Regions from separate parts of the Homo sapiens genome. Here region 1 is linked to region 2. Evidence: chromatin contacts called from ENCODE Hi-C data. All regions are on one chromosome and are shown on one strand. Each heading gives the region's core, a stretch centred on a gene start or an enhancer-like site at or near the end of the contact. The rest is flanking DNA. Distances are from core to core; before and after follow the strand shown. Region 1 overlaps DIS3L2 (DIS3 like 3'-5' exoribonuclease 2). Region 2 holds the start of COPS7B (COP9 signalosome subunit 7B).

Region 1 (5,197 bases), core at 62-2,561, 530 kb before region 2:
GGTCCTTAGCTGCTAGTGCTCTGGGGGTCCTTGGTTGTCACACTCCCTGGCCCCCCGCAGGCTTTTGCTGGCCTGTTCCTTGCCTCAGCCCTGCTCACTTACTGGCCACAAGGAGATCAGTGCCTCTGTTCCCAAGGGACTCTTTGGGGCCTCCTCATGGGTGACAGGCACCCAGACTCTTAGGCCACCCTGGATTTCCACTCTGCCCCCTCTGCTCCCCGCACCCAAGCCCACCTTCTCCACTCAGCAACTCGTGGGGCTGTACAGGTTCAGTTCACACATCTCCCTCCCTGGCTCCATGGTCCTGTGGGCTGATTCTAAACCACATCTCAACAGTGAATCCAGACTGTCCTTCTCTGGAGGCTAGTTTTCCTCTGCAGACCATAGGCTGTTGGGTGGGGAAGGGAGGGGAACACCTAGCCGTGCCCATCTATGTATCCCAGAGCTGAGCAGCACATGGAGGAGCTGGTGAAATGTTTGGGGGAACAAATGAGGTATTTCAGAGACATGACTTGCTTGTTTGCTCCACAGAAAACGTTGAGTGCCAAACAAGACTTATTTTCAGGGGTGGAAGCACAGCCCCCTAGTAATAAAGGACTAGGAGTGGCAGTTATGGCTCCTGCAACTTCCCTTCAGCTTATCACTGTTGAACCAGAGGTGTATGAACTTGGCAGAAGAAACCCAAGATGGCTTCTGCTGGCCTAATGGGACAGGCTACATTTGCCTCGATACATTCTTACTGCCTGTATATGGTTATCACTTAAATCCAACACAGGTGACAGGTGACAATGTCACTGGGACTCATCTGTTGGTTGCATGATGAATGAATTCTCTCCTGCAAGGGCAGCCTGCCTCAGTATAAACATGAAACACAGAAGATTAAAAGAAAACTCCTTTTGTCTTGTTTTTTTTTCCACTGAACTAACGCTCGTCTTATCACCCCCTGGAACACAGCATGTTGAGTTTGGCAGAGCTCTGCATTCATTCTGTGACTTTTAAAATATTGACACACAGTTTTATGACCTAGGTTCAGAGCGGTTTCAATGAATGTGTCCCCCACCCCCCCCAGAACATTCTGGGCTTCCCTGACATCTTCATGTGCCCACCCCACGTGGCACTGAGGCCCCAGCTCTGCCCTCTCTTTGTCCACAGGAAGGGGTAGGGTGGGTGGGGTGGAGGGCGGGGAAAACCATAAGACTGCTGGGTTTCATCTCCACTCCTACCCAAAGTCAACCAAAGACTGCTGAGTGCTCTCGCACAGCCTGTGTGAAGACTTCAGCCCTTTCCCCGACGCCACTCTCATTCTACCTGAGAACCAAGACCAGAACAACCTGGATTAGGCCCTGAGTCCTTTCAGGCAGGCTGGGTCAATCGTAAGTCAGATGGTGAGGCCAGACCATGCCAAAGCGTGACTGGACCTGAGGGCTCTGCTTCCCTGAGCTACCACTCTGGAGGCCAAGCCCATCTTGTAGGGCAGCCTGGGTTGCAGAGGGCAGCCCTGTTTATCCAGGATTTTCAGATGCATTAAGAAAGCTCTCCTGGTACCTGGGATGCTGACTAGCAATCTGGGAGCTTCTTCACAGGTAGGTTAGGCCAAGCCCAGGCAGCCAAGCCCAGGCAGCCTTCAGGCCTCCCCTGGGTGAGAATTGTTGTTCCTGGTAGAGGCTGTAGCACCCAGAACTCTCTGGCCTCAGTCCAGCTGCCTCTGCCTGGGAGGAGGCCTTGCCCAACACCCCAGGAGGGCCCTGTGTGGTCCGCTGAGCTGTGCAGCCACCAAGATGGAGAGTAACTGTGCTGTCTGATTAATGGTGCTTATGCCTGTCCATTTACCAGTAAATCTTTGTGATACTCAAGCCCAGTTCCTCATGTGCCATGTTTGGCTGTTGTGGAAGTACTGTCAAATGGTCATTTGCAACAAAACAAAGAACTGGCTGCTAGTTTCACCAGGACATGCTTATACGTAGCATGCAGTCCAGGGTGTGTCCACTGTGTGCCAACCACACAGTGTCGTGTGCACCCCACATGGGAAGGCCAGTGTGGTAGGGTGCTGGGTGCTGTTGCCCTCTGCTTCTCTCAACCACCACAGTGTCTTGTGTGCCAACCACACAAGACACTGGGTGCTCCTTACTCGATACCATCTGCCCAGGAATGGCCCAGCCAGCCATGTGGGAGCAGACCACACCTCCCTGCTGGGTATGGAGGCCAGCAGTGCTAAGACTGGCAGTAGGAGTTCTGAGAAAGGAGTGGCCATGGCCACTGCACTCAAGGAACATGAAGGGAAGACCCCCGCCCTGTGTTGTATCTGGAATGCTCCTGGGGTTTCAGGGAGAGACGGTGGGGAGGTGGTGGGAAGAAGAGCCATTCTCCTTCTATCCATGATCTTTAGGGATTCCTCCTCATTCCAACAAGCATGACAAGATGGAACACAGAGGCTTGGTGAGGCGGCTCTCTGCTCTGCTCAGTTCTCCAGGGCTTGGCCAGGCCTCTTCCCTCTGGTTCTTGTCCCATGACTCTGTCCTGTCACCTTCTCACTTGCCTCCCCTGGGGTGGGTTGGGGCCTACAGGGTCCCACACTGACACTCCAGCCGGGAGAAGCAGAGGGCAACAGCACCCAGCACCCTGCCGCGCTGGCCTTCCCATGCGGGGTGCTCACAACACTGAGAGCCACTCCCTGCATCCTTTGTTCACCTCCCCCCTGGCCTTTGTCACCCCCTTGCAAATGCTGTCTTACATACCTGTCTTCCTCGATGGGCTGTGGGCTTCAAGGGAAGGAACTGGGCCCTTCTCTTGTGCTCAGTGCAGTACCTGGCACTAATAGGCGTCCAATAATGTTTGCTGGACAAGCAAACGAATGATGTTTACAACTGGGCCAGAGAACACTTGGCGAAACTGGTCCTCCAACCCACGAGGGTGTGGGCAGACTTCTCAGCGCCCTTCCATGAACTCTGAGGACTTTCCTAGGGGTCGTTTTCTAAGTTTGATGGTGGGAAAGGGCCCATGTGGCACAGAACACAATTCTGAATATAAGGGCTTCCTGAAGATTCTTGCAAGTTACCCTTGTTTGAGCCCAGCTTCCTGGGCACCCCGACCACTACTGGCCTCTGGCCTCTGGCCTCTGTGGAGGCCTGGCCTTGCAGGAGTGGGTTCTCCATTGTGGATCGGCAGCTTCACTTTATAACAGAGCCCAGAGGGCAGCAGCAACTTGCCAGTATTCTTGTATTGCTAAAGTCAGGGGGGAAAGGTAGGGCACTGTCAACCACACACAACCTGGGTAACCTTAGGCAGACTACTTAACCTCTCTAACTTCTTCTACCTACCTCGCAGGGTTATTCTAGTGAGGATTAAATGAGATAAACTTTGTTATCTTATTTAACATTATAAGCTCTGACCTATTGTTAACTATTCCATAAATATTAGTGTTATTATGAAAACCTTCTGCACTGAATTAAGGAGACAATTAATTCAGTGACAATTCAGAGACAATTAGAGGTGTAATTAAAAAATAGAAGAGGCTAGGAGTGGTGGCTCACACCTGTAATCCCAGCACTTTGGGAGGCTGAGGTGAGCAGATCCCTTGAGGCCAGGAATTCGAGACCAGGCTGGCCAACATAGTGAAACCCCATCTCTACTAAAAATACAAAAATTAGCCAGGCGTGGTGGAGGGCACCTGTAATCCCAGCTACCCGGGAGGCTGAGGCACATGAATCGCTTGAACCCGGCAAGCAGAGGTTACAGTGAGCAGAGATCGGGCCACTGTACTCCAGCCTGGGCAACAGAGTGAGACTCTGCCTACCTTCTACCTCCCCACCCCGCCAAAATAGAAGAATGTTAGGAACACAGAACATGAGAGGAAAAAAGAGCAAATACTGCATACTCCCAGGAGACATTTGTCCAGCATCTGCTGAACACCTCTGTGTTCCCAACACTGTGCAGGGGCTGGGATGAAGTGACTGTCCTTGCTCTTGGGCACAGGGAATCAGATCAACACACACTCACTCCCCTACCTCCCAACCCCTGTCCAAATCTTATTAGCATAAAAAGTGGCTTGTTTCCGCAGCACTTACTGCCTGGGCGAGGAAAGCCTTTCACACACATTCTCCACACTCTACCCACAAATGTGTTTCCCTTCCATTGCAAGGACTGTCCATGGGTCATGAAGCCAAGGGTAATAACCTGCCTCCCAGGGCACACAGCGAGGTACTGGTGGTTCTGAGGCTAATGCTGCCTTAAGGATGTGAGAGTTAAGCTCGATGACACTAACAGCTGGGAAATTCACCAGGAAAAAAGCCCAAAGGAATGAAAAGTTCCTTCCTCTTCAGGAACGGTACAATGAAAAATCACAACAATGGTTTCCTAGAAGATTTATGACACAAAAGATAGCGACCAGCTAACTGATCTTTTATCTACACCAAAGACTTAATGACAGGAAACAGATTTAGATTAAACTGGAGGGCTGTTAAACTAAAGAAGAACAATTCAATAATAAGCACAATATCTTGCTTACCTAAAACTTAATCACATTTGATCTTATGTCTTTGAAACATGAAGCAGAACCAGGAAATAGGCAGAAGCAGGGCCTGTGGGCAGCCAGCGCAGAGGTGGGGCCGGGAACCCAAGTGTGCCTCCTGGGAAGTCCTTCCTTCCCACCTCACTCAGAGCCTTTCCTCCCATTGAACAGAATCCTAACAGCTTGCCTCGGCTTCCTCACAGATTCCACGCTCCCCACAAAGCCTCATGCTTGGAGTGGCTGGAGAGGGTGCTACAGGTTCTCCGGACAGCCACGGAGAAGTGACAACTGGCCCTGACTGTAAAGGCAGAGACAAAGACAGGGCAGGGCCCCAGCAAAATCAGTGAAAATACACAGCATTGTGTGGACATCTAGTGTGGAGGCGAATGACACTGTGGAGTACAGGGGACCCCATTAAAGAACAGGACATAATCGTAAGGAACAAGGTTTTGGCGCCTGGAAGAATAAATCCTCTCTGTAGAATGACTCCTTCCTTCTTATTCTAGGTAGCACAAACATTAACAGATTTATAGAACAACAAAGGCTGTGCTGGAAGCTGATGAGCCGCTGCCCAGGAGGCTACTGTGAAGCCGCAGTGGCATGCCAGGGCTCGCGAACACACAGACACACCAATGCCAGGGCACTCAGGGAAGGGAGCTGCTGAGAGCGGGGTCCCCGACCCCAGGTGAT
Region 2 (5,041 bases), core at 1,754-4,253:
CAAAACAATAAAGATGCTTACAGACTTTTCTCAATAAGTGAATAAATATAAATAAATAAAAATGTTCAAATTGGAAAGTAGAGGTTGAGAAGTATAGATTGCTTTACATCTCTTTGTTCCTTCTGTTCAATGGATCTTCTCATTTTTGAGGCACAATGACCAAAACTGGATATCCAAGGTTTTAATAACAAGCAAGCAAACAAGTAAAATGAACTATGTCCTAGCTTTTCATGTCATATCTAACACATCTAACACATTTAGCACAACACTGCCCTTTTCCTCAAGAACAATACACTCCTATTCATGTCCATCTTATGTTCAATAGCAGTATGTTTCTGCTGTGTGTCCCTGACCAATCTTCCTTATCGATATTGCACTGGAGGTTTCTGGTCCTTAAGAATGCATGAATCTACTCCTATTAAACAGCCCATGCTTACAGCACTACTTTTCTAATTTATCAGGATCAATTTGACTTTTTTACTATCTTTTAGGTTATTATTAGCAACAATCTAATTTTACCCAAGGTAAGATAAAAATACTGGATAAAAGGAGCCAAGGATATTCTCTCAATCTCTCCCTCTGCCCCACCAATTCCCATCTGTCTCACAATAGGGTACCTCACAGGTTCACAATACTTCAGCACTGAAATTCTTTGGAAACCTGGAGAATTACAGAGTCTTAGAATAAAGAGAAATTGTTTGCAAACCGTTCTTACCTCCTGCACGTTGGCCAGCTCCAGAAGTTCTCCAAAGACATACACTCCGGGAGCCTCTAAGACCTGGCTTATGAGAGCAGTGAGGGCTGAGCCACTGGTACCTTTGGCTAGTAAAATAAACTGCTCCAGGAGATTACTTGAGGGTTTCTGTTCCCCTGCCATTCTCTGGCCTTGAAATCTGTCCAAAAGAAAATTGTGTCAGTCATTCTTCCTTCTCCTTTGCAAAGTCTGTGCCTATTCAGTGCTGAATCAAACACCAGAATACTTTACTTTTATAGTGTTGATAAAGAAAAAACAGGACAAGTGCAGTGGCTCATGCCTGTAATCCCAGCACTTTGGGAGGCTGAGGCGGGTGGATCACCTGAGGTGAGGAGTTCGAGACCAGTATGGGCAACATGGCAAAACCCCATCTCTACTAAAAATACAAAAATTAGCTAGGCTGGTGGCAGATACCTGTAGTCCCAGTTACTTGGGAGGCTGTGGCACAAGAATTGCTTGAACCCAGGAGGTGGAGGTTGCAGTGAGCCAAGATTGTGCCACTGCACTCCAGCCTGGGCAACAGAGCGAGACTGTCTCAAAAAAAAAAAAAAAAAAAACAGTTCCTGAGTCCAGATGCAATGACCACCTTATGAGATGGGTGGAGTTCAACCTGGAGTTAAAAGGATCTTGTCCTAAATTCTGGTGTTTGAAACACACTTTGTAAAAGTCATTTCACTTCCACCTGTCCCTCCTCCAGAGGCAACACCTTCTAAGTCCTTAAACCTGACCAGGACCTAAAGAAAAACACATGAGTTTCTCAGCAGCTGTTTTATATCCACCTCGTTTATACATTCTGGTTAAGAAATGGAGGATACTGCCTATACACAGAGGCACCGGATGTAAGCAAAAGCAATCAGTTACAGCTCCCACTGTGTCATCAGAATCCAATCTACAGCCAGACAGATAAGGAAAACAAAAAACCAGACAAGAAAGATGTCTCATTTAATCAAGTCAAGTAAGCACAGATAAAGGGAGACATCATTTTGAAAGAAAAGTAGCGATATATTCAAACTAAGAACATACATGCTGTGTAAGACCATGGGGAAAAATCCCTGTATTCGGCCTCCTCCTGATACGACATTTTAACCAAACGTGACTTCAGAATGTGTAAAAAAAAAAAAACCTCAAGAAAACGATAAAAAGATTTGGGAAAACAGTGAAAATATTGTATCAGCGCTCCGAAGACATTAAGTACAGGAGGGTCCCTCAATTGTGTAATCTAATTACACGCTGAGTGTACAGGAGTTCCAGGTAAGATTTCTCCTCCAAGAATGATACATATTAGAGCAGCGTGACAAAATGAACGAAAAACGGTATAGTAGAGTGCAGCAAAGAACAATTTGAAGAATAGTTTGGTGCAAGAGGAACTAAGTTTTGTGTTGGCAGGCACACAGATTAGTTGCCCTTTCACAGTATTAGAGAAACAAGTATGTCGCCTCACTTAGGGTTACCTAAGAAGGTCCGGCCAGACACAGGAAAAACAATGAAGTGCTGGGGAACAACGAGTTTGAGGACGGAAGGGAAAGGGAAAAGAGAAGGGGAGAGGATACGAGGAAGAAGGAAAGGAGTAGGGAAGAAAGGAGGGTCGGTGACGGTAAAGAGGGAAGGAGCGAAAAGGCCCTTCCAAGAGGACCCGTGTGAAGAGACAGATGGGGATCTCTGCAAAGAGTCCCAATGTTAGGAGGTGGGGGTGGAGAGGGGGTAGGGAAATGGAGAGAAACTTCTGTCCCTTCAAAAAATCTCGGCTTAAGGAGCAAAGCCTGTGGGCGCAGAGAATGTAAAGAGACGGAGACAGTCGCTTTCTTCTGGAGTGGGAGGGCCAGAGGCTAGGCACAGAGCGGAGATAAATTCCCGTCAGGGGAGGGCGCTATTTGGATGGACTGGAGAGGGGCAAACGAGCAGCCTTTGGGGATGGGAGAGCGAAAGCAGCCACAGCACTGAAGCTGAGGGTCGCAAGCTGCAGCAGACCTCACGGTGGGCGGTATGCTCCAAGCAGGGCCGCAGGCGTGGAGTGAGGAGCCGCGGGACGCGCTCCCCAAGGCGGGGGCGGGGCGGGCACGGCCGCGGGCTTCCTTGGCGGCGGGCTCTAAGCCGGATCGTCTGGCCGAGCCTGGAGCGCCGGCCCCGCTCGGCCCACCCTCTCGCTAGCTCCTACCTGTCCACGCCACCTCTCGGTCCTCTTAGTCGCTGGCTCGGCCTCCCGGCGCCTGCCCGCAGGTTGTCAAGCGTCCATGATCACCCCGGCGTCCGGCGCTTTTCTGTCTCCGCCGACCCGTCGCCCGTGCAGCTCCCCCGGAAGCCTCCCACCGCTGCACTCGCGTTCCGCCCACACAAGGTTCCACCCGCCGCGTTTACAGCCTTCGACCTCCGGTGGGGAAGTGGGAGCGAGGGGGCGGGGAAGAGTCTGCAGCCCGGGAACCAGGCGGGGAGGGGGTGGCTAGGGGCCCAAGGAGAGGAATGCGGCCTAGACGGTACTGCAGCCCAACCGTCGCCATCGCCATCCCGGGCCCCAAATCCTCCCCTTAGGCTGTGCTTTCTCTCTCAGGAGCTCCCCATGGCTACTGCGCTACCCCTGGGCACCGAGATACATTAAGCCTACTAACTACCACTTATTGAGCGTTTTACCATGTGCCAGGTGCTGTACATGCATTATCTCGTTGAATTCTCATAACTGTGGCTTGTATTATTGTTCCCATTTTTCAGGTGAGTTAACTAAGTCCAAAAGTCAGAAAGTGACAAAGCTTGCTATCTTTGTCAAACCCAGGCTATCTGAGGCCGAAGACGATGTTCTTGACCTCTATTCAGAAAATGTTTTAAAATAAGCAAGAGATGGGTTAAGCCAACAATGGTTCTATGACCAAAATGTCATTGATAGAGTTGCATCTGGTGCTTACCAACTCCCCTGGGAAGATGGCTAAGAAATGCCACATAATTGAACACTTAAACTGATTCCTGTATACACCACAGTCTTTCAGGTCTTGAAAATGAGAGAGAAAAACAGCCCTATTTGCCTATCGTGCGTTAGAATGCAGAAATGAGACAGGACAAATGCAAAGGAGCCTAGCATCAACCAACTCATTCATTTATTCAAAAACATTTCTTTAGCACCTATTATGTCCTGAAAAGTTATATGAAGATAAAACAAAGCTCTTACCCTCAAAAGCTCCAATGTGTTAAATGCTATGGGGAAGATATGACAACACTTTGGAAGCACAGAAGAGGTTGGGGAAGAAAAAAACAGACAAAAAGGGGAAAAAAGGGGGGTAGTGCCCATTGTCACAGAGGCTCGCACTGTGCAGCATATACTGATGTCAAAAAGAAACCCAGAGTGGTTTGACCCCAGGGTTTTCAAGAGTGAGAAATGAGGGGTACAGAGCTGGAGTCAGGTCATCAAAGGTCTTGGAATCCACATGCCAGGTACTGGGGAATTACTTAGGCTTTTTAAGCTAAGGAGAGGTATGAATAATTGCCTTGTTAGAGTGATCATGCTAGGTGCTATAGGAGTGGATTGGATGTGGAGAGAATTGGAGGCAGGGAAAACCTCCGGTGAGGTGACCGATTTATTCTAGATAAGAGATTGTGTTGCCGGGCGCGGTGGCTCACGCCTGTAATCCCAGCACTTTGGGAGGCCAAGGTGGGCAGATCACCTGAGGTCAGGAGTTCGAGACCGGCCTGGGCCACATGGCAAAACTCTGTCTCTACTAAAAATACAAAAATTAGCTGGGCATGGTGATGCACTACTAATCTCAGCTACTCTGGAGGCTGAGGCATGAGAATCGCTTGAACCCAGGAGGTGGAGGTTGCAGTGAGCCGAAATTGCGCCACTGCATTCCAGCCTGGGCAACAGACTGAGACTGCATCTCAAAAATACAAACAAAAACAAAGGTAGTGGCAATTGGGGATGAAAAAGAAGGGACACTGTTGGAGACATTTAGACTATAGAATCTATAAGACTTGGTGACCAGTTGAATATAAGGAGAGGGAGGGAGCATAACACCCAGGATTCTGCGCTGGGAGGCCAGAGCTGTCTAGAGCTAGTGTTAAGTGAACAGGGCTATGGAAGAGGAGGGACAAATATGAGAGTGAGAGGAAGACAAGTGAGTTTAGTGTGACTTCATAGAAATTCCAGCAATGCCTCTACTTCCTCTAGAACAATGTCCAGACTCCATGGCTGCAATTTGGATTTAGTATTTTGGTTTTTTTTTCCCTTAAGAGACAGAGTCTTACTCTGTCACCGCGGCTGGAGTGCAGTGGCACTATCATAGCTCACCTCAGCCTTGAACTTCT

The links. A loop is a pair of places that touch in the nucleus more often than their neighbours do. Pooled maps may share reads with other maps.
Region 1: a loop to region 2 is called in a map of CD4-positive, alpha-beta memory T cell, with 4 times the contacts of the local background. The contact joins the enhancer-like site here to the promoter of COPS7B in region 2. A Hi-C loop is called at or near these places in 3 of 168 maps with a recorded cell type or tissue (CD4-positive, alpha-beta T cell, CD4-positive, alpha-beta memory T cell and naive thymus-derived CD4-positive, alpha-beta T cell) and 12 of 50 pooled maps.

The regions. Positions count from the first base shown.
Region 1 is chr2:232,316,050-232,321,246 of GRCh38, reverse strand. The region is part of intron 14 of DIS3L2 (DIS3 like 3'-5' exoribonuclease 2); the gene reads right to left. Among named protein-coding and RNA genes, the nearest start is that of ALPP, 60 kb to the left of the region's middle. Within about 2 kb of position 1,311, at least 5 of the 41 ENCODE cell types and tissues checked have a DNase peak (open chromatin) inside an H3K27ac peak, as active enhancers do.
Region 2 is chr2:231,784,407-231,789,447 of GRCh38, reverse strand. COPS7B (COP9 signalosome subunit 7B) reads right to left here and starts at 3,003. Exons shown (of 7, transcript NM_022730.4): 1 at 2,910-3,003; 2 at 716-893. The coding sequence starts at 877. RefSeq lists silencers at 2,746-3,005, 3,096-3,275, 3,286-3,365.